Regions from separate parts of the Mus musculus genome. Here region 2 is linked to region 1. A link is a loop called in an ENCODE intact Hi-C map of the cell type or tissue named here. Cell type or tissue: left cerebral cortex. All regions are shown on one strand. Links, peaks and the distances in the headings refer to the core of each region. The heading gives the core; the rest is flanking DNA.

Region 1 (11,582 bases), core at 1,952-9,951:
TCAGGCCAACTCGACGAGCTGTAGGACACCTGCAGCCCGTGAGCTACCTGCATGTCATTCTCACGGTTCCTTCCCCAGGTGCGCCTCCTAAATCACGTGACCTGGAAGATGATAACTGAGTTTGGGCATCCTGCAACCATTAACAACCCCAAGACAGTAAGTCTGCATACGCTTCCACCCGAGCACCGTGGTCTCCCGGGTGCAGGGAGCCGCCCTTGACCCTCCTTAGTTGCTGTGATGTTGTCTTCCCTGTTCTGCCCCTCATGCCCTCCTTGGTGAAGGGCATTTGGAGTCCAGGCTCGTCCGTGGACTGATCCTGTCCTAGCCGGATGCTCATCATGCTCTGCCCTCGGCAGATCCCTGGGAGAGTGAGCTGAGGAATCCTGAGCGTGGGCCATCCTGCCAGAGCAGGGCACACCGCAGGCAGAGAGGCCGGGAGAGCTGGTCTGTATGGACTGCAGCTAGGGCGGCCCAGGCCCAGGCCCAGGGGTGCAGAGTTGAAGGCAGGTTCTGAAGCTCAGAGGTGCTGAGTCCGCTGTCTTCTGTCAGTGCTGAAGCTCAGTAGTGCTGAGTCCTCTGTCTTCTGTCAGTGCTGAAGCTCAGTAGTGCTGAGTCCTCTGTCTTCTGTCAGTGCTGAAGCTCAGTAGTGCTGAGTCCTCTGTCTTCTGTCAGTGCTGAAGCTCAGGAGTGCTGAGTCCTCTGTCTTCTGTCAGTGCTGAAGCTCAGTAGTGCTGAGTCCTCTGTCTTCTGTCAGTGCTGAAGCTCAGTAGTGCTGAGTCCTCTGTCTTCTGTCAGTGCTGAAGCTCAGGAGTGCTGAGTCCTCTGTCTTCTGTCAGTGCTGAAGCTCAGGAGTGCTGAGTCCTCTGTCTTCTGTCAGTGCTGAAGCTCAGTAGTGCTGAGTCCTCTGTCTTCTGTCAGTGGTCTGGACCAAGGACAGGTTTCTGCTTCCCTTGGACAAGGAGGGCCAGGGCCATGGCCCGGGGCTCAGTTAGCTGCCCCAAAGCCTATGTCTGCAGAACCCTGTAGGAAGGAGAAGCTAGGTGGAGGCTGGGCTTTAGTCAGGGTGCTCCTCCTGTAACAGTGGTTGAACCTTAGAGATGACAGAGTACAGGCTGGCCGTGCAGGCTGCCAAGGTTTGCCTGTGGTTCAAGCGCCTGTCTCCCCCACGTGTGCACTGGTGGTTTCTCTGCCTGGGACTGCGGAGTACCCCACTAACCTAAGCGTGTGAGTGAACTTTGTGTCACCGGGTCAGAGGACCCGGGGACACGATCAACCTAGTTAAAGTAGAACGGGTTCATTTTGGCTCCTAATTTCTGAGGTTTCAGTCCATGGTCCCTTCACCATTTACTTTGGGTAGCACATTGTGGTGGGGACAAATGGCAGAGCAGAGCTGACCTTCAGCTGCTCTGGCCAAGAAGCAGAGAGGAAGGACAGGTGAGGTCCCAATGTGGCCTTCAAAGTCATGCTCCCAGTGGCCCGGGCCTGTAAGGTCCATGCTAGCACCAAGTCTGTCAGGCCTGGCCGTTTGCTACTCCACAGGCTCGCTGCCACCACTGTCCTCTCCTGGCCTACTTTTCTCCTGTGCACACACAGGCCACTGCCGAATCGCTGTGACATAGCTCACCATGTAAACATAGCCATGTGCTCAGAGCCCTCTCTAAAGGACAGCCTGGCCAGCAGTACTGCGGTGGCAGCTGCAAAGGGTCAGACTTGGCCGCCGCCTCTTCCCAGCGACCTCCGTGTGGGGCACATAGATAGGTTGGGCCACCTTCCACTGGCTCTCGTCACAGACTGCTAGCAGCCACATCATTGTTTTTCAGGTTGTGTATAAGGAAGCTGAGAAGAGCCCACTGCTGGGGTTGGGCCACCTGTCCTTCCCGCCGCCCCGAGCAATGGCTGGTGCCCTCTCTACCTCAGAGAGCAAATGTAAGCAGCAGAGGGCTGTGTCCTCCATGGGAGAAAGCTTGTTTTTTCTCTCTTAAATGAGAATCCTCTGTCCACGTGAATCTCAGAGGCTGCTTGTTTTGGGTGTGGAAGATGTTAAGATGGGGGTCTCAATCCTGCAGTGTAGAGACCGCAGGTGTTCTCCTGTGAAGCCTGCCTTTCCTCCCTGCTCTGCAGTCCCTGAAGGAGTGAGGGGACATCAGCTGTGCAGCACCCGCTTGGAGGGGGGGAGGCAGCCAGGCTGTAGGTTGCTCATGCTGGCTTGTGCTTACTTATTTTCTGTTGGGTGATAGTTCTTTGATTCCCAGCTGGAAAGGGGTAGCCACCTGTGCCCCGAGACGCTGGAAATGGGTGGACAGAACTGCCAGGTGTCCAAGTAGTGGGGACTAGCTCAGAAAGCAGGGCTTCAGAGCAGGGCTGTATCCTGCACTGGAACTGTTGTCCCCAGGGAACCTGTGAACGTGCCTCTCACCACAGCTGTCCTCTTAATCCCTCCTGTGCTTCTCTGCAGTGTGTTTCCTTCCCTCTCTTTGCCCTCTCCCCTTAACCAGTGCCCTTAGCCCGTCCCCCGTCGTGTTGCAGATGAGATCGCCTCGGGACCAGTTTCCTTGCAGACTCTGAAGCCAGTAGCTGACAGAGCGAACCCGAGGATGGGTGTAGGGATGCTGGCTTTCAGCTCTGACAGCTACTTCCTGGCATCAAGAAATGGTCAGTGCCACACTCATTTCGTAGGCAGGGTCAGCTGCTCGCGGCCCTTTGAGGCGGAGAGTAGAGATGAACCGAGAAGCAAAGGGGCAGCTGTGTGCTCCTCTCCCTGGTTCCTGCAGAAATGGGCGTTCAGCACAGCAGCTCCTTTCTGCACAGCAGCTCCTTGCCCATGGCCTGGCCGCCTGGCTGCTCCCTCCTGCACTCCTCACTGTGCAAGAACAGGGCTTACCTCTAGTTTTGTTTGCATTTTTTGGGGGGGGTGCCTCTGTGTTTTTAATAGTTTATCTCCTTTATATACTTTGTATCTTGACCACAGCCTCCCTCCTTCCTCGCCTCCCAGTCCCACCCATACAAATCCTTCCCCATTGCCCTGTCCCCTCCTCCTCAGAGGAGGCGCCCTCCCCCCACCCCCACCCTGGGGCAGGACTAAGCACACTTCTCCCACTGAGGCCCAACTCGGCAGTCCAGGTAGGGGAAAGGGATCCAGGGGCAGGGGCTGGACCTAGGCCTCCACACTGTAGGAAATGTACAGTTGGTCTTCTTGTGGGCTCCCTAACAAGTGAAGTGGGGGGCTGTCTTGTTTGCATTTTGTACATCTACAGATGTAAAAACCACAGGAAGAAGAGGTGTGGCTTTGGCAGGCCATGTCTTTGTTCTGGGTGCTGGTCCCTGAGAACAGCCAGAGGGCTGGCAGTGCCAGCACTGACATGTGTCCCGTCTCTGCTTCCTTGCAGACAATGTCCCCAATGCTGTCTGGATCTGGGACATTCAAAAGCTGAAGCTGTTTGTGGTACTAGAGCATATGTCTCCAGTGCGCTCATTTCAGTGGGACCCACAGCAGCCGAGGCTGGCCATCTGCACAGGAGGAAGCAAGGTGTACCTGTGGTCCCCAGCAGGCTGCGTGTCGGTGCAGGTGCCTGGGGAAGGTAAGCGTAAGCCAGCACATGCTGGCCTCAGACAGGCTGACCTGCTTAAACCTATTGCCACGTGTCATGCATGGGAAAGATGCCCTTCTGCATCCTGTAGGACCTTGCCCAGATTGTGTGCCTCACAGGAACTGGCTGTCCTTAAGGTTTACTGGCTTTGTCTTCAGCCCTGGGGTGACCAGACTCCTCACTCACCCGCAGGCCCCGGTCTCTAACCCTCTGGCTGCCTGTCTCTCTAGGTGACTTTCCAGTGCTCGGACTGTGCTGGCACTTAAGTGGGGATTCCTTGGCCCTCCTTAGTAAGGACCACTTCTGTCTCTGCTTCCTGGAGACCAAGGAGAGGGTTGGCACAGCCTACGAACAGCGGGACGGCATGCCTAGGACCTGAGTGGAAACCAAGGCAGTAGACTGCTGATTCCAACGTGAGCTAACGGCTGCACAGGTTCTCCAGATGGGATGGGCTATTCTGCCCAGTTTTCTGTAAATATGTATAAAGTTATGTAAAGTAGGTATTTGCTAATCCATTGAACAGTGGTGGTTGTTTTCTTCAAGGCCTTAGCTCACAGACCCAAGGTCTTGGGAGGATAAAGAATCCTGAAGTAAGGACTCAAGCCTGCCTCATGGCCTTGCAGACTCTGAAGCCAGTAGCGAACCCGAGGATGGGTGTAGGGATGCTGGCTTTCAGCTCTAACAGCTACTTCCTGGCATCAAGAAATGGTCAGTGCCACACTCATTCGTAGGCAGGGTCAGCATTCCCTGAGGGGTTTTCTGTCAGTGGGCTTTGGAACAAGGTGGACTAATGTCAGACTGGCCAGCCCTCCTGCAGCTGGATGTACTCAGAAGTGCCCCGCACCTGTGCCTGTCCCCGTGTGAGCTGTAAATCCCACAACAGTTGGGCAGGTCTCTGGCCTTACAAGTGAATTCTGCAGAGAGGCCTGGGTCACTGCCTGGTAGAGTGGAAGAGCTCAGCCCACCCAAACCTCTCTATCTCTAGTAAGTGCCTTGAAAGCAGACAGACCAGTATGTCTGTACTGGTGACCAGGGTTCCCACCAGGACTGCACACTTGTGTATCTGAGTTTCTGTAAAGAGGACCATGCTCACAAGGGTCCTCAGTCAGCCAGACTTCAGTCCTCAAGACAGTCTTTGGCACTCCTGATTCTGTGACAATAACTTCAAAAAGGAGCAACTCCATTTGGTTTAAATGTCTTTACTAGAACAAAAGCACAGGCTGAAAACAGGTGCATCTGAGGTCACCTTTCCTCTTGGATAGGCCATGGCATTCCGGTCACATCCATGCCGGTTAACTAAAGCGAGAGGTATAGAGTGACAGGCCAGCATCTACAGTGCACTGGCAAGGCTAGAACGACAGCAGCAAGCTGTGTGTGGCTGGCGTGTCAAAGCTCAGCAGTGCTCAGTGAGCTCTAGGATGCTCGTCTGTTTATAGCATGCACTTTTAAAACCCAACTATTCAGTCCCTTTTAAACAGAGACAGGATGATAGAAACCCACCACCATGACTTCCGGAAGGGGCTAGCTTATGTTATGAGAGTAACCTTTTGGGCCTAGGAAAACTGCTGTATTAACACAACCTGGATTAATTTATAAAGTGTGATTCTAAGTCAGACACATTCACAGAAAGGCAGGTTCACCAGGAGCTGCCAGGCAGACTGTCTTTCTTAGTGACTGGCTGCTGGCTGCTACTGTATTTAGCTTTTTTAAAAAACGGGCTGAATTTTAAAATACAGCACTTGAGAGTTAATATATAGGGAGAGTTAAATATGTGCAGAAGCCGCTCACTGTACTCAGCTGTATGCAACAGTCTACACAGCACAAGTGGGTGGACATTGTGCTCGGCATGCTGGAGGGAGAACGTGGCGTTACAGAAGGAACACAGTGGTATGGGGGCAGCTGAATCTGCCTTTGTAAGATTGTGTTGCCAAGATGTCCAATATCCAACTAAATATACATAATCCACTTGACTATTCTAATCGGATACATGCCCTCCTTCCCTCCAGCCAGTGGGTGGCATGAGGTGGCACAGGGAGTCCCCACCACCTTGGTTTCCGGGACGCAGCTGTCTAGAAGCCTATCTTGCCCCTGGTCATGGAGTAGCCCAGCTTGGCTTCATTGTTGATGAAGGACATGAGCCCCACGTAGGTCTCGATGAGGAGGGGGCGCTCCAGCACCAGCACGGTATTCGCCTGCCCTGGCAGTGGGCTCTCCTTCTGGGCCTTCTTGACAGCTTGGATCAGGAGAGCCTTGAAGCTTTCCAACTTTGAAGAGAATAAACATGGAGCCTTAACCTCATGCCAAGACAGCAGTACTGGGAAACGAGGATTCTGAGTTCAAATCCTCCCAAATACCACATAGTGATGACATCACCAATGACAGGTTGGGCCCTATGAGCTGTGTCATCAGGTGGTTCATCATGTACAAACATCATGAAGGGACCTGCCTTAAGTCCAACCTAGAGAGTACCAGTCTATCTCTAAAGATGCAGTCAGGAGATTCGGCAGCCTGAGACAAGGTACTGCCAGTGCCAACAGGTGGAAAATCTTTTTTACAGACGCACATGCTCTGGAGTGCACCTCACTAAGCAGGTGATGCTGTAATTGCACACGCTGCCTGCACTGGTGTGCTGTGCACTGACTGACAGGTAGCATCACAGATGGAGGAATTCATGAGGACTATGATGTCACCAAGTGACAGGGCTTTCTCAGCCCTACTCTAACTGTGCAGAATGCTCAGCGCTCCCTCAGCACCTCTCCTGGGAACTTCCAGAGTACCTGTGTCACCAGCAGCACCTGCCAAGCCCCGCCAGTACTGTGGGCTTTTCCCATGCTCGCTCACCCACCCAGTCCAGACTGAGCATCCTGCAATGGGATGGTGACTCTGTTCTTAAACAGCACCACCTAGCTTCCTACTGTGGAACTGCACCTCCAGGGTTCACACTGACAGTGGCCTTGGCCTGCTTACATGGCACAGAGACGCTGTCTTCTCGTCCATGCCAGCCATTGGGTGTTCTATGAAGGTGGCATAGGGCATGTTTGTAGACCAGGGGTTCCATCTGTTGATGAAGGAAGGGCGGCTCTGCTTGTCCCACTGAATGCGAACCCCAAAGCCTTCTCTCCTGATGGGGGAGGGGGAGAAAGCCTTGCTTACCACAGGAATACAACATTGCATTCAGTATCAGGGATGGCTGGGGAACCTGTGACCTAGTGTAACAATGGCCTCCACTAACAGCTTCACACACTTCCAAAGCGTAACAAGTTAATGAGCCTCCTTTGCAGCCTATGAAACCGGCACACAGTCCAACCTGGCCTAATTATGGCCGTGTTTGTTCTTAATGTTACTGAATGATGCTTAAGTTAGTAGCCATTAGCTTCCTGGAGTCCCTAGTCAAATAATTCTTTTATAGCAAGCCAACCAGTCTCTGAAGGCTGTTAGGTGTTTTGCGATGTATCGAATTTTTAGTAATACTGAGCACATGCCCTGTGTCTCCCTCCTGCTGGAGTTAAAACTCCCAGACTCCCTACATAGCTTATGACAGTGGGCTCTGATTCCATGTATCTTAACGGTATTTAAATGAATGGTTTTTAGTGGGGACAGAGTGGCCGACTGTGCCAGCATCCCTTTCAAGGAGGTACTGAGCAACCCGGAAATCACCAGCCTCTACTTAAAGGTCCTTTCCACTGGTTCTTCAAGATGAGACCTTTACCTCACAAGAGAGTGGGTCAATACCACTTACAGGATCCGCTGGGGCCCTGCCGTGTAGTGCGCTGGTGCACCTACTTGTTGAGCGACTTCGGAGGAAACTGGAATTCTCCACAGGAGATGGTGTCTACCGCGCTGAGCGCCACCCTGACCACCTGCTGGCACTGAAGGCTGATGAAGTCATATTTGCAGATGAGCAGCGACTGGTCGGTGACCAGCACCAGCCGCTCCTTCTCGTTGTTCCAGTGGTCCACCCTGGAGAGGAGAGGGGCCGCCCATCACCAAGAGCCCCGCCTGCCCCCGCCCGCCCCCGCCCAGTGTCCCCGCAGTCCCCTCGCGCCGGCTTACTCGGTCAGCAGCCACACCCCCTGGATCTCGCCGTCCTCCACGGGCCGTACCACGGCGCGGATCTCCTCGACCGCCTGCTCGATGGTGCCGGGCCGGAACACGAAGTACTCCTTGACGCGGGCGCGGCGTGTAGGGTCGTGGACGTTCAGCGGCCACAACGTCTGGCGCAGCGGTGTGCCCGCCCCAGGCCGGCCCGCACCCGCGTCCTCGCCGGCCGCCAGCACCGCCGTGGGGCTCGTGCCCGCCGAGTCCACCGTGTCCCGCAGCTGCAGCATCGCGCCGCCACCGGCAGCCTCCACCGACGGCCGCCGCCCCGGCGTCCGCCCGGCCGCGCCCCGCCCTCCCTCGTTCGCCTTGTGATTGGTTGAGTCCTGCAGAGCCCGCCTTCCGGACCCGCCTCCAGCTCCGTCGACTGCGTCTCGCGATTGGCTTTCCCCTAAGCTGTCTTCTGCAATTGGGTCTAAAGTGCTGCCGTTCATGATTACGGCGGCCCCTCCTGGGCCGGAAGCTGCCGCCACGCGCGGAGCCACTTCCTGTTTACAGGAAGGGCGAGTTAAAAAAAAAAAAAATGCCGGTCGGGGGTTCCTGGCTGAGAACGGGGAAAGGGACGCCATGGACTCGCGCGGAAGGGGGCACTTGGGGGCTCGTGCGTAGGGCGTTGCCCCGACAGTGTGTCCTCGCTTGGCTCCGTGCCCTTCACCTTCGGGCTTACGGTGCACTTCGGGCGGAGGTGTGCGGCGCACTTAGGAGGTGTGCATGCCTGGGGAGTGTGAAAGTGTGGGCATGGGTGTGTGCGCGTCTGAGGATTGTGAAAGCGTGGGAATGGGTGTGTGCGCGTCTGAGGATTGTGGACACTGTGTCGGGGCACCTCAGATAGAGGCTTCTCAGGAGTGTGCTGCACTCCTTGGGCGTGGTCACCTTGGGAGTGTGGGTTTATAGGGTGTGTGCACACTGGAGATAGGAGTGTGTGCAGGTCAGAGGTGGCTGTCAGAGGGTTCTTTATATTGGGCATGATACGCACAAGTAAGCTACCATGTCACCGAAGAGTGCTGCTGGGGCGGGGGGTGGGGGGAGTTGGAAGGAAACGCCGTAGGATGCTCTTGGGCCCTGCAGCTTCTCCCTGGGACAGAAGCCATGCGAGATGTCCCTGAGTTCCTGCTCCCACGGGGGTGCCAGCAGTGTGCCTGGGTTGATGGAGCTAATGGACCGCTATGATAGTGTGGCCCAAAAGTCTTTTCTAACAGTCACCAAGACATAGGTTAGACTCATCAGTGAATGACAGCCCAAGATACAGCTCAGGCCTGTAGTCTGTCTCCTGACCGTTGTGAGGGCTCCTTAGCCTGCTGGACCTTTTACAGTGTGGCTTCGTCAGAGAATCCAGTCCAATGAGGTCTCCGGGACACTGGTGGGAGCAGCCACGATGACGTGAATTCCCACAGAGGTTCCTGAGACCGCTGTGGATGTGAAGAGTGTGCTGAAAGCTGACAGAGAAAGGGGAGATGAATAGATAAGTGCATATAAGGCAATAAGCCAGGGATGGAGAGGTGGCTCAGCAGTTAAGAACACTGGCTGCGCCGGGCGTGGTGGCGCACGCCTTTAATCCCAGCACTCGGGAGGCAGAGGCAGGCAGATTTCTGAGTTCCAGGCCAGCCTGGTCTACATAGTGAGTTCCAGGACAGCCAGGGCTACACAGAGAAACCCTGTCTCGAAAAAAACCAAAAAAAAAAAAAAAAAAAATCAAGGAGGCTTCTACCTTTAGGGCTGGTAAGATGGCTCAGTTGGTAAGAGCACCCGACTGCTCTTCCGAAGGTCCAAAGTTCAAATCCCAGCAACCACATGGTGGCTCACAACCACCCGTAATGAGATCTGATGCCCTCTTCTGGTGCATCTGAAGACAGCTACAGTGTACTTACATATAATAAATAAATAAATAAATCTTTAAAAAAAAAAACAAAAAACACTGGCTGCTCTTCCAAAGGACTGGGGTTCAATCCCCAGCACCCACATGGCAGCTCACGACTCTTAACTCCAGGATCCAATACCCTTACACAGACTTATATGCAGACAAAACACCAATGCACATAAGAATAATGTTTAATAACACAAATAAGCAAATGTCAAGTTTGTGGCATGCATGAATCCTAGGTGTGAGAGAGAAACATCATCTATTTCTGGCTCAGCCTTTCTTATACAACACAGGACTACCTTGCCCTAAGGTGGCACCACATGAAATGGGCAGAGCCCCCCCCCCCATATTACTCACCAATTAAGAAAATGTTACAGCCGGGCGTGGTGGCACACGCCTATAATCCCAGCACTCAGGAGGCAGAGGCAGGTGGATTTCTGATACTGGCACTTAGAGCCTCTCATTCAAAGGATCACGGCTAAGCAGGTGCTCTGTATCTGTCCGGAGCAGAGGGGACGAGCAGCAGGTGTCCGCTCTGAAACCTGGCTTCTACAGAAGTGTAAATCCTTTACTACCGTGAGGAGTCTCCAGTATCCACACTGTGAATAAACACCATTATATCTTACGTGAGGCTGCCAGGACAGACCACAGACTGGCTTGCTGGAAGTAACCGAAGCATGTAGTGAGGTTGCTGAGACCAGACGGCCAGAACCACAGTGTGTGTGCATGTGCGCTTGCATGTGCATGTATGTGTGTCCTTCTGATACCTGAGGGCACATGTCTTCCTTTGCCTTTCCAGCCTCCCGTGTTGTCAGCCATGCTGGATGTCCCTCAGCCTGTGGCTGCCTCTCCCCGTTGGCTGACTTTCCATAGTCATCGTCGCTTTCTCATTTGTAAGGATTCCTGACGTTGGCACAGGCCTGCCCTAACGGCCCCCTTTTGACCTGATCATGTTCACAGACTATTTTCCAAAGATGGTGAGAGTCATGGAGACTGGTTGGGACTTGCGTGTATCATTAACAGGTACATAATTCAACTGGTGTGTGTGTGGGGGGGGGGAGGGTGTTTCGGGCAGGTGCAAGCGATGAAGCATTTAGATGACCTCCACGTGTGCACACAGGTCACGGCGGGGGCAAGGAGCAAGACATGATGACTGTGACTAGGGAGTAAGGTATTGGGGGCCCAGAGCTTGGGTTGGTCCTGAGGTCCACTAGCCGTTGCCAGGGATTTTCAAGAGGCTGTTCCCAAAGTGGTCAGCAGATGGCGCAACTACCCACACATGGCCTCCCTGGGAGATCACAGTTTGGCAGGTATGGGATGTTTTCAAGTCCTAGATGAAGCTGTTATCTTTCTGTAGAAGACTCAGAAGCTCAGCTATAACAAGCAGATTCTTGCCTTAATTTCCTGATGCTGTGACTTAGCATTTTGGGAACTCAGCGGGCCCTCCTTTTTGAAGTGCTGAGAATGGATCCCAGGCCTCCCACATGCTCTGCCACTTGAGATGCTTCCTCTAAGACTGAGCCCCACCTTTGATACCTGTGAGAATCCTGAGCACGCTGGGGTGGGTTCTCAGAGCTGCATGGGGCTCCTCCAGAGCTGGTACCACACACACACACACACACACACACGGAGGATTGTTGTGTGTGTGGTCCTTCCAGAGCCAGCTGCACTTTGGGTCGTGCACAGGGTGTGCACCGCTGGAAGTTTGCCTCAGGAGGCAATCCTCGCACTGCCCCAAGCTCTGCGATTGTTGTGCTTCCCATGTTAACCTCGGTCACTGAGTCAAAGAATCCACAACAGATGCAGAGGTAACTTTGAAAGAGAACCGGGTTCCCAGACTGGAGAGGTGGCTCAGCAGGCAAAGGTCTTTGCTGCCACCCTGATGACCAGAGTTCAATTCCTGGGTCCCACACAGTGGAAGGAGAGAAGAAACTCATGTAGATTGTCCTTTGACCTCCACACACTCTGAGACATACGTATATACACACATGAGTTAAATGCACACACAGACGGGACTAGAGAAAGAGCACAGCTCC
Region 2 (11,582 bases), core at 2,409-10,408, 140 kb before region 1:
CCTGGTTGTCACTGTACTGGCTGGGGTTTGTGTTCTCCTGGAAGTTCTGATGTAAGGTGTTGAGCGTATATACCCTGCAAGGCATACAGCCGGCCAAGCACAGCAGTCCCGTGGGCACTGGGAGGAGGCTGGCACATCCGCCCTGCTTCACCTTTTGGTGGTATTGCCTCTCCCCCCCTCCCCCCGGAGGGCCCAAAAGGCTTCACGTCTGTGCTTGCCCATCACACCTTGGACCCTGGCCCCACTCCCATGACAAGGTTGCCGCTCTAGGCACTGAGGGCTGGGTAAACATGGGCAAGCATCACCTTTCTCACCAGGACGCTTCACCCTGTGTCTCTGTGTGGCAAGACCCACCTGCCTCTCTTCGACTCACTCTTCACCTTTGCTGCTGTCCTCACAGGGCCCCAGGGAGATGCTCAACTGGCATTGGGATTGTTGCTTCCTGCTCTGACCCGCCCTTGTCAGATGGTATCCCTGGAAGATCCCCTCCCTAAGGGCTCTTTCTGAGGCTCAGCCCCACCGCTGCCCCCTTCTGCGTATTTCTCCCCCAGGTCTTCAGTAGATTGCATCTTAACAGTGGGAGCAGAAGCATGTCATTCAACCCAGTGTTTGACAAGTGTGTTTTGATCCCACTGTAGTCAAGGGAGGGCATTTTCACAGAAGTCCTTCAAGGGAGTACAGAAGCTCAGAATCCACAGAATTACAGACAGGCTGTTGCAGACCTACTGTCAAATAAGGCCCATGTCATCGGTCATGCTTTTGGAGAGCTAGGTCCTCTGGGCTGGTGACCTCACAGGGTTGGGAAGAAAGTTTGCTAGTCTGGCTCAGACACCGCCCCCCCTTACTTGGTTCCTGATAATGTCACAGTGGTCCTCAGAGTAGTTACTTGGGAACCAGATAGGTCCTGAAAGGGTAGGCTCTGCCTCCAGTGGAAGTGGATCTGTGAAGACCTGGTGTTGGGCGTGGCATGGGGTACAGATCTGAGACCCAGACTCATCTGAGGCTGATGACTGCACCATAGAAAATGCCAGTCCAACTTTATGTGGCAGGTCGCAGTGAGAGTCAGCACACCGAGACACCTGATGAGCTTGCTCCTGGTGACTCCCCTGCAGGGTAACCTGCCTTGCATTCACCTATCAGGCATTGCTGTTATCTGGCCTCTTCCCCACAAGGGCCGGGTCCCTCCTTTTCATGCTTTTCTCCTTTAGCTTTTATAGTTGTCCTCTGCCTCCTGAATTCCTGCTATACCTTGGTGGTATGGACAGAGCCCCTGTGTCCTGTGTCTTCTCCACACCAAGTAGCCTGATGGCTTGATTCCTTCTCACTTGCTTCAGAGGTAGAGGCTGAGCAGCTGCACCATCCAGAGAGACGTGTGTCATAGCAGTCAGGCCTGTACGGCCATCCTCGTTCCACACCCAGGTTCCTAGGACTCAACTGCCACAGATTGTGTCTGAGAGCAGAGGTGTCACCTGTGGTCGCTGTAGACCTCTCCCTGGTTCCTCCAGAGCGGTGCTCGATATAAGAGCAAAAAATAAAGCAGACCAGAGTCCCCACCACCTGAGAAAGGGATGTTTATGGTTATAGGGCTGCACACCCTTCCACTGCGTTGAAAGCAGCACATTTGTCTAGCGGCAGGGAGCTCTTTCCCACAGACCCCTGGGCATTGTGTGTGTGGTATGAACACTACTACCTCTTTCCAGTCCACCCTCATCTTATGAAAGACAGCAATGGGGCCATGTACCCCTGGTGATGTCATGCTTGGTGTGGGGACAGGGTTTGTTGGTATCGCTCTTTTTTGTCATTACATTGAAGCGATAGCTGGACACCATTTGGGGAGCCTGTTTGAGACTGGAAGGGGTCCTGGTCTGTTCCCTAGCCTGCTGATAGGTCTGAATGTTTGGTATTGTAATTGTAGGCCTGACGTGTTGAATTGGCTGCCTCTGTGAACCAAGGAGGGGGAGGGGCATGGCAGCAGGCAGCTGTGGCCATGCAAGTAACCAGTGGGCAGGCCTGGCTGTCCCGACTCTTCTCAGTGTTGTCACCTGTCCGGGCCTGGCTGTCCTGACTCTTCTCAGTGTTGTCACCTGTCCAGGCCTGGCTGTCCTGACTCTCCTTCTCACTGCAGACATTGGACCTCTCCAACAACCAACTAACAGAGATCCCTGCTGAGCTGGCAGACTGCCCCAAGCTCAAAGAGATCAACTTTCGAGGAAACAGGCTTCGAGACAAGCGCCTGGAGAAGATGGTGGGTGGCTGCCAGACCAAGTCCATCCTAGAGTACCTTCGTGCTGGTGGCCGCGGCGGCCGGAGCAAGGGCCGGCAAGAGGCCTCTGAGAAGGAGGACAGAAAGAAGAGACGGGAGCGGAAGCAGCATCGGGAAAGCGGGGAGGGCGAGGAGGAGGTAGCAGACTCAGCCAGGCTGATGCTCAAGGTCTTGCATGTCTCTGAGAACCCCACACCCCTGACAGTCAGGGTGAGCCCGGAGGTCAAGGATGTGCGCCCATACATCGTCGGGGCCATTGTGAGAGGCATGGACCTGCAGCCAGGAAATGCACTCCGTCGCTTTCTCAACTCCCAGGTGGGCATTCGGCAGGCACACTTGGTAGGCTGCATGCTGGCGGTGGATACATGGCAGACAGACTTGGGTGCATGCTAGGGTGGGCATGCATTCAGCAGGCTGACTTGGTGGATGCTGCATGCTGGGGTGGGCATGCATGCAAGAGACAGATTGGGGGAGTCTGCATGTTGGGTATACCATTGGGGCAGGGACAGGAGGCAAAGTTGGTTTGGTTTCTGTATCTGTTTCCCTAGTTCAGGGTGAAGAGGGTCCTTTGCCTATCCCCGTAGATGCTTGGTACCCAGAGCATACCCTTGTCAAGTGTCTGCTGGGCCATGGTTCCTCCACACACTTCCACATGTTGCCATAGTTAAGACATAAATTTATTGACGATGTTTGATATTAGGGGACATTGCTAATTTCTGCAGACCATGTTAAAATTGTCTCCTTTTTCCAAGCATGGTAGTACACACCTTTAATCCAGCAGAGACAAAGAGATCTCTGGGAGTTTGAGGCCAGCCTAGTCTGCATAGCAAGTTCTAGGCCAACCAAGGCTGCATAGAGAGAGTTTATCTCCAAAATAATAATAGCTAGGCAATGGTGGCAGATACCTTTGATCCCAGCACTTGGGAGGCAGGGACAGGAGGATCGCTCTTAATTCAAGGCCAGCTTGATCTACAGAGGTAGTTTCAGGACACAGAAACCCTGTCTTGAAAAATCAACAACAACTGAAAAAGGAAGGAAGGATGATGGTGAGGATGAGCAGTCACCTCGTGTCACAGCACACTCATGCGAGCTCTCGGGTCACCTCGTGTCACAGCACACTCATGCGAGCTCTCGGGTCACCTTGTGTCACAGCACACTCATGCGAGCTCTCGGTCAGGCTGGCTGGACCACTCCCTAAGGCGCCTCGGCATCTGCCTCCCCTGAGGAATAAGAAGCACCTCTGTGCATTTGTGCCTAGGAGAGACAGGTACAGCCTGTGCCAGCAAGACCAGTTGCTGTGTGAGACTTCCCTCAGCAGCTCAGGGAGGAAGCCAGTGGTGCCCTGCCCCCAAGACATGCCCAGCTTAGCTACAAACCTGCAGTCTGTCTTGTAGATGAAGTAAGAGGTTGAAATGAAAGTCCTCTAAAGTGTAAGTGCCGTGTTCTAGTACTAAAGAGAAGAGAAAAGCTGCCGGGGACCAGAAAAGAGTATGGTTGGGAGACAGAGGTGTCGGGCGGTGCCACTTTGCTGTGGTGAGCTTGCAGACTGGAGCCCATGGCTTCCATGAAGGTCCCTCCCTGGACAGCAGGGACCCTGAAGCCCCTGCTGTGCTCTCCTCTGTAGACGAAGCTCCACGACGACCTCTGCGAGAAGAGGACAGCAGCGACCATCGCGACCCATGACCTCCAGGCTGTGCGTGGACCCCTGCTGTATGCAGCCCGGCCGCCCGAGGACCTCAAGGTGCCAACTGACTGCCCCTTCAGTCTGCACTTGCACTTGGCTTTAGCAGACTCTCAGGATGGACTTGGGCCTGGGAAGCTTAACCTGATATTTTACAGCAAGTGCATATGGGACATAGTTTCTGCCTTCTTTCTGGGGCCCAGTGCATAGCTATGCCAATGCCCATTGTCAGGGATGGGTTTGGAAGGTGCTTCCCTTACGCCTCAACTTCTGTGAGATGAGACCTCACTCTGTAGTCCTGACTATACTGGACTTGAACTCAGATCTTTTTTTCTGCCCCCTCCACCCCCCCACCCCCCACCCCCCCCACCCCCCGCACGCACTCACCAAGTGCTGAGATTAAGGGCATGTGCCACCATGCCTAGCCAGCTCATCAACTTTTAGCCAATGATTTTGGTTTATGTCCCGCTTACAGAACACCTGTAGTGTGAGCTGACTCATGAGGGTGCTGCTGCAGGCTGTTGGCTTAGGGGTCCAGGGTAAAGGAACTCAGGTGTCAGCTGCATGCCTGAATCAACCGGCTCATGCAGCTAAATCCTATCTCTCCATCAGCCGTCTCAGCAAATGCAGGTTCTTAGAAATAGTTGTTTTTGGGCTAGGTTTAAAGTGAATCTCAGCTAGGCACTGAGTGTTAAGCACCCCGTCTCCAGAGGAGTCTCTGGAAGTGAAGCCAGCCAGTGTGCTCCATGTGATGGGCCTCAGCCTCTTGCTTCCCGATCTGGAGAGTTGGTGACCCATTCCCAGCTAGAGACTAAGGTAGAGAGAGGTGCACAGCATCCCTCGTGCTCAAAGGTGGCCTCGGCCGCAGGATGAGCTGTGGCTTCTGCTCCTACAGATTGTGCCTTTGGGACGGAAAGAGGCCAAGGCCAAGGAGCTCGTGCGGCAGCTGCAGCTGGAGGCCGAGGAACAGAGAAAGCAGAAGAAGAGGCAGAGCGTCTCAGGGCTGCACAGGTCAGTGTCGGCACAGGGGTCAGCATGCTGCCACCATGTCAGCTGTACCTCAGCCAGCCCTACAGCCGCCAGAAGCTCAAAAACAGCCAGATGGGGAGGGAGTCTCCCAAGACTTCCTTCTAAGAGAGGCCGACTCTCCGTCCTGAAAGTACCAGGCTCCAGTGGTGGTGGGGAGGGTAGGCAGCGTCCTGTTCCAGGGTGGAGGAGGTCTTTTGCTCCTGGCAACCATCAGGCTCTCCATGGTAGGGTCAGGGTTGTCAGACCTAAGGCCTCTGTCCAGTGTCACCTCCAGGGTCTATGGCCCGGTGAGGATGCTGGGCTAAGGCAGCTCTGGTATCACATGGCTCTACACTTGGCCTTTAATGTTGCACCTAGTCCATCTGCAGTTTTGCCTCCACTCATCTTACCCACTGGCTCACACCTGCCTGGTTCCCTCCCACGCAGGTACCTTCACCTCCTGGATGGGAAGGAGAACTACCCCTGTCTTGTGGATGCCGAGGGAGACGTGATTTCTTTCCCTCCTATAACAAACAGTGAGAAGACAAAGGTAGGCAGGTGGGGTCTGAAGTTTGCTCATGTCCTCTAAGCCCATCACACGGTAGCCTGCTTACGATAGAAGTGCAGAGAGGAGGCCTGGGGCCCTTTGCTACATGCTCTTGGTTCTGAGACAGGTTTTTATAAGCTAAGAGTTACCGTGAGCTTCTGACCGTCGTGTCTCCATTTCACTAAAGCTGGGATAATAGGCAGGCACACACCCTGCCTGGTGTGTGCAGTGCTGGGATTTAATCCAAGGCAGGCATGCTGCACCTCCAGCCTTCTGTAGCTTTGCTTATAGATTCTTCTGAACACGGTGCGCGGCTGGCAGCCCAACACCAATAACTCTTCTTTTCTGAAATCCAATTCTTAAGATTAAGAAAACCACCTGCAACTTGTTCTTGGAAGTAACGAGTGCCACTAGCCTGCAGCTCTGTAAGGACATCATGGACAGCCTTATCCTGGTGAGTGAGGGCCAGCCCTAGACCCCGGCCCTGAGGGCAGCTTGGCATTCCCATCCCTTACACAGCTGCTGTCTGCTTGCTCTGTGGGTTACCACAGCCGACTTCCTGGGCCACTTCTCTCTGTTAAAAAGGTATTTTCATTTTCAGAGAATGGCAGAACTGAGCAAAAGCACTTCAGAAAATAAAGAGGAAGACATGCTCTCAGGGACGGAAGCTGATGCCGGCTGTGGGCTTTCTGATCCCAACTTGACTCTGAGCTCTGGGAAGGATGGACAGTGCCCTCTGGTGGTGGAGCAGGTCCGAGTGGTGGACCTGGAAGGGAGCTTGAAGGTGGTGTACCCATCCAAGACGGACCTGATCACCCTCCCTCCCCACGTGACTGTGGTCCGCTGACAGGCTCCTGTAGGTGTGGGTGTGCTGTAGGTGTCTGTGTGGGTGTGGGTGTGCTGTAGGTGTCTGTGTGGGTGTGGGTGTGCTATAGGTATCTGTGGGTGTGCTGTAGGTGTCTGTGTGGGTGTGCTGTAGGTGTCTGTGTAGGTGTGGGTGTGCTGTAGGTGTCTGTGTGGGTGTGCTAGGTGTCTGTATAGGTGTGGGTGTGCTGTAGATGTCTGTGTAGGTATGGGTGTGCTGTAGATCTTTGTAGGTGTAGGTATGCTGTAGGTATCTGGGTGTGGGTATGCTGTAGATGTCTGTGTAGGTGTGGATATGCTGTAGGTATCTGGGTGTGCTGTAGGTGTCTGTGTGGGTGTGGGTGTGCTGTGGGTGTCTGTGTGGGTGTGCTGTAGGTGTCTGTAGGTGTGGGTATGCTGCAGGTGTGGGTGTGCTGTAGATCTCTATAGGTGTGGGTGTGCTGTAGGGGTCTGTGTGGGTATAGGTGTGGGTGTGCTGTAGATTCTGTGTAACTGGTTCTTTGCTGTTTCTCTGGGTGTTTTAAGGTGTCTGCTTTTGTCCAGGTGACTGTGGTAATGTGAGTTTGCATCATCATCATAGCTCCAATGTGACTCTCCTGTCTCCTGTCCTCATGGATCACTCAGTAACTGCTGGGGATGTTCTGAATCATGTGGCCTGTGGCCGTGCTGGAGAGTCAGGTTGAACGCAGGCATTCTATTGAACAGTATTTATTTTTCTACAACATGTTAATAGAATTTTTTTTTAAATCAGCTGTGCATAGACAGTTGAGAACATCATGTTGTGAGTGTAATCTTCTTAGAGCTTGTTTCCAGGCACCGTGCTGCCGCCATGCTCCCAGGGCAGCATCTGCCTTCCACGGCTGTGCTTGGAACTGTAGTGCTGGTCGTTGTTGGCACATCTGCGCCTTGGCCAAGGAAGTTATCTATGTCCGTGTAGTCCTTTGTAGTCAGACAGATGCTTCGTGGACTGTGCCTCACACATGGCCCTGCAGGCTCCATGTCAGCGTGTCCCACTATTCATGTCCCATCTCTGTGCATCCTGACTGCGCACATCCCATCTCCGCATGTGTACGCATCTGTACCAGCACACAGCTGCCATCCCTCGAGCCACAGTGCCTGGTCCTAAGGACCCAGCAGCTGCACAGAGGACTTGGTGGCCCCGTGCCTTGCCATCTGGCTGAGAAGAGAACCAGACCCTCAGCCTTCCCCCTCGACACCTTCTCGTTGGTGACCTCTGACCTTAAAGGACCATTTCTACCTTCTGTAAAAGAACACCTGTTTGGGGTTGCGTGCGGCTTTCATCCTAAGGCCGTGCGAGAGCCGTTAGCTGTCAGAACTAGTGAAGCTCCAGGCTCCTCGTGGCAGACCCTGGACAACGCTGGTAGCTGTTCTCCATGAGACACGGCTGCTCACAGGTCCCTTTGAGTGGCTGTGGCAAGTACTCACCTACTAAGTGTTTAGGGTGGAGCTATCCTGTGCTCACCCTGTCTCCCCCCAGTTCCTGCTGTTCCCTCCAGCCCAGCCCAGCCCAGGTGTGAGATTCATTGAGATTTTTGAAACTGTTTTTACAGATTCAAGCAGAACGCCTCTTTGTTCTAATAAAAACCCTTGGTAACGACATCTCTGCATCAGCAGCCTTAGCACATGCGTCTCCCAGGACAGTGTTGCAGTTCACCAGTCCTCAGGTGTAGCAGACATCATACATGGGAGAGCAGCCCGAACCCCCACCAGGGTAGGGTGTCCATGACCATGGGGCTCACTGAGCAGCTCCGCAAGATTACTGGGCAGCTGCCAGGAGTGGGCTGGGAGCACCTGACCCAGTGTGGAGTGCAGAATGTGGCTGGAAGCCCGCCTCACTGTCAGCCCGGGACTACAGGAGACGCCTGAGGACAGTGCTCCCGTTCCTTTCCTTCCACATGGTGCCTCCTGCATCAAATACTACTCCTTCCTGTCACCTCTCTACTGCACCCATGTCCCTGGCTCAGCCATGTCTGCCCTGTCTTGCTACACACCTGCTCCAAAGATGACCTCTTGACAAGAGCTCCACTAGGCCTTAGGGGGTCCTTCACTGGGACTTCCTCCCGATGCCCGCCTTGCGATGCCCGCCTTGCGGCAGCTCAGGACTGGGGGGTGCGGGTGAGGTGGAGAACACACCACCGTCTTACCTCATTTGGAGCCTGTGAGTGGAGGGGTGGGGGTGGAGTTGTCTGTTAGACTTGGGGTCTAGACTTGTACTACAGAGGTCCAGGTCAGTTGGAGTAGCTCTACTGCAATCTCCCACACAAGGACCACTGAAGCTTAGGTCGGGCCTAACCAGGAGCCTCTTAGGATGAGGAGGCCAGCCATACCAGCCTCGCTGGCCAGGGAGAAGCAGGGGTTGGCTTCTGGCCTCCTTCCTTTGGCCACTGATAGCAGCAGCCCCTGTGCCTGCCACCCTCTCAGGTCAGTGTGCAGACCTCACAGTTTTCTAGCCACAGCCCGCCAGCCTTGCGCCAATTCACAGCATACTGGGAACAAGGTGTGGTCCAGAGAAGTTCTACATGGGCCACTGGAGAGGGGACCAAAGTCCCCATCGAGTCACAGTGCCCTTGTTCAGCGTCATGTCCTCACATGGTCCAGTAAGGAGGGAACAGGTCCAGCCACATCCTGACCCTTGGGTCTCTGTGTTCTTGGGAGAAGGCCCAGTCAGGAGGGGCACATTCCAAGACAGAGCCAAACAGGAGGAGCTGTGGAGGAGGGTCAGGCCTGGAACAAGTCATGCCTGGCTGGGCAGTGCTAGTGGAGAGAGTCTGTCACCCACTGTTCCTTCAGCAGTGATTTGTCTACAGTCTCTAAGGAGTGGGGGCTGGTGGGGAGGCAGCCGGTAGGGCACACAGCTTCTCTCCGGGCCATCCCTGAGGTGGTAAGCCCCTGTGCCCTGCACAGAAAGATTTGAGGCCCTGTCTGTGTGCCCTGGAAAAAATAGGAGCCACAGTCGTTATTCAGGGCCCATCCTGCACAACCAGGAATCTGGAAGGCCAAAAGACCAGGAGCCCTGCCCACAGGGAGAAGCTCACCCCTGAGGGCTGCCAAGCACCCCCCTGCACAGACCATCACTCATTCCAACCTCAGCTAGGGACGGGCCTAGGCTGGGGAAGATGGAGCACTGGCCAAAGGAATCGGGGCACAAAGCCCAACCTGGGGGTGGGGGGTGGGGGTGGTTCCCTGCTGCTCAGCTGGAGCTTAGCCTAGTCTCCAGCCTGTGTGACTCTCGCTGGTGGCTGCCTGGGCTGGGGTTTCAGTCTTGGGTCTACCCTGTGTACTGGAGATGGGGAGCCATGTTGACAGTGCACACTGGCATCTTCATATGCCCTGGGGTCTGTATGGAGGAGTGTCTGCACAAATGGCCTGTGTACATGGGAGGGAATCCCCAGGGCTGGGAGTGGGGCAGCATTTATTTGCACTTGTGCACGTAGTAGCCAGTGATGTAACCCAGGATGAAGATGATCCAGAAGAGGGCCACTCCACCCAGCACCTTCATGGCTATCCCCAGCTTGCCAGAGCACAGCTTCTGGGAGATCCTAGAATAAGAACAGCCAGTGAGCCCACACCAACGATACGGGGAGGTTCCCGAGTGGGCATGGGTGGGGAAGCGGCGGGCTAGATCGGGAAAAGATGGGCAGAGGTTAGACCTGAGTGCTATGCTATAGGTGGGAGTTACCTATCTGCTCAAAGGTGCCGTGGGCACCTGGACGGGCTGGGCTTGAACAAAGCTGGTCAGGTCAGTGGGAGCTGCTGGCCTGTTGGAACTGTACCTCCTATAGCATGAGGCTTCTTCCGAGCTGGACATGGCGGTCATGCTGACTTCATCCCGGCTGCTGCTGTCCCACCTGCTGTAGTGAACACCACTCTCCTGGGACTGCATGCTGTAGGCCTGGGGTGGAGCTACCACATTCAGGGAGGAGATAAGGCAGGTATCAGGCCAGACTCACAGAAGCTGCTGGTTGGGGAGGGTCTGCCTGGAAGGAGGGGAAGGGATTTGCCAATGATAACCAGAAACTAGCTCAGGGTCACATCAGAAGAACCTGATAAGGAATTCCAGCCCAGGGAGGCAGGGTGGTGGCCAGCCCTGACCCTCGGGAATGTAAGTAAGCCTCTGCATTTACAACTGGGGCCTCTGAGGGGCTCTCCTACCTCCTATTTATCAGGGGAGACAGCCAGTGCAGCCTTCAGAGACCAGGAAAGTGTAGCTGCCAACAACCTGATAACCGTCTTCCTCCCCAGCCCTACAGATAAGGCCTGGAGCTGCTCTCCAGAGAGGCTGGCAAGGGGAGGGATGAGCAGTGGCTGGTGTCTGGTACGGCCAGCCCAGCCAGCCAGGGAGGAGGCCCCGCAGCAGCTGTCCTCAGCCCCTCCTCCACCTGCTGCTTCTGAGAGGAGTCAGGCAGGGCTTCTGTGGGTGCGGGGGCTCCAGAGGGCTGTAGATGGGCAGGAAATAAAGACACACGAGTGCCCAGAACAGAAAGGTTCCTAGCACCAAACCATCCCTGACTCCCCCAGGGCCAGCCACCCCAGGAAAAGGACAGACACAGTGACATCACTGCCATGCATGGTTGCTCCGACCTACTGCCAACAGGCTTATAGTGGACACTAGCATGTCATTTACCCTCTGACCTCTCCTGTTACCTCGTGTTTACCTAAAGGGAGCAGGGCACATACTAGAAGTACAGGCCGTGAGATACGGATAAAGTTAGGTACTGGGTACCCAATGTTCCCTTGTGGCACCCAGCTCCAGGACCCGGACCCTGTCTCCCAGCAGCGGGGGCACTGGGGATACAGCCCGTCCTACATAACCCTGTGTACCTGAAGGTACAGCAGGCCACTGGGCTGCAGGAAATGGGCTGAGGTTCTGGGCTCCAGAACCTCAGGACGCTCGGCTGAATGGGAAGAGGAAGGGCACCATCTTAACAGCCGCGCGTGTCTTCTGGTGGAGCCTCTGACTGACAGCCTGAGGTGACAGAGTGTTGCTGGAGTGTGGGCGGGCTGTTGTTTCAGAAAGAATCTGCCAGCTGCTTGCACAGGGCTGTCCCTTCCTCCTGTGGCAGCCACATTAGGCTGAGACAGGTTAAAGATCCCAATCCCCCCTTTACCGTGTCACCAGTTGTGGGCAAAGTGCTCTCTACAGTGGAATGTGGGGAGAGGGGACTTTTGCTTTCCCCAAATTAAGAGTAGCCACCTCT

The links. Hi-C counts contacts between places; a loop is a spot of excess contacts. Peaks named below come from ENCODE experiments on the same cell type or tissue, not always from the same donor. Only the 100,000 strongest peaks of a DNase experiment are listed, where the experiment ranks them.
Region 2: a loop joins it to region 1, with 3.0 times the contacts of the local background. A loop is called at or near these places in 5 of 42 quality-filtered maps.

Annotation. Positions count from the first base shown.
Region 1 is chr4:154,152,715-154,164,296 of GRCm38, forward strand. Wrap73 (WD repeat containing, antisense to Trp73) reads left to right here. Exons shown (of 12, transcript NM_021499.2): 8 at 79-156; 9 at 1,821-1,926; 10 at 2,527-2,652; 11 at 3,387-3,578; 12 at 3,818-4,104. The coding sequence ends at 3,966. It overlaps Tprgl (transformation related protein 63 regulated like), which reads right to left and starts at 7,970. Exons shown (of 4, transcript NM_026388.2): 1 at 7,641-7,970; 2 at 7,371-7,547; 3 at 6,555-6,708; 4 at 4,771-5,851. The coding sequence starts at 7,915. The coding sequence ends at 5,657. In left cerebral cortex, for the core only: a CTCF peak has its summit at 6,503; DNase peaks (open chromatin) are centred at 3,402, 5,468, 6,500, 7,435 and 1 more place; H3K4me3 peaks cover 2,399 bases; H3K27ac peaks cover 1,906 bases.
Region 2 is chr4:154,013,531-154,025,112 of GRCm38, forward strand. Lrrc47 (leucine rich repeat containing 47) reads left to right here. Exons shown (of 7, transcript NM_201226.1): 2 at 2,126-2,578; 3 at 3,888-4,004; 4 at 4,840-4,955; 5 at 5,400-5,502; 6 at 5,864-5,953; 7 at 6,101-7,982. The coding sequence ends at 6,346. Smim1 (small integral membrane protein 1) reads right to left here. Exons shown (of 4, transcript NM_001163721.1): 3 at 10,158-10,361; 4 at 6,940-9,923. The coding sequence starts at 10,267. The coding sequence ends at 9,797. Among named protein-coding and RNA genes, the nearest start is that of Smim1, 6.7 kb to the right of the region's middle. In left cerebral cortex, for the core only: a CTCF peak has its summit at 6,238 (motif pointing left); DNase peaks (open chromatin) are centred at 6,235, 8,099, 9,135 and 9,541; H3K27ac peaks cover 2,309 bases.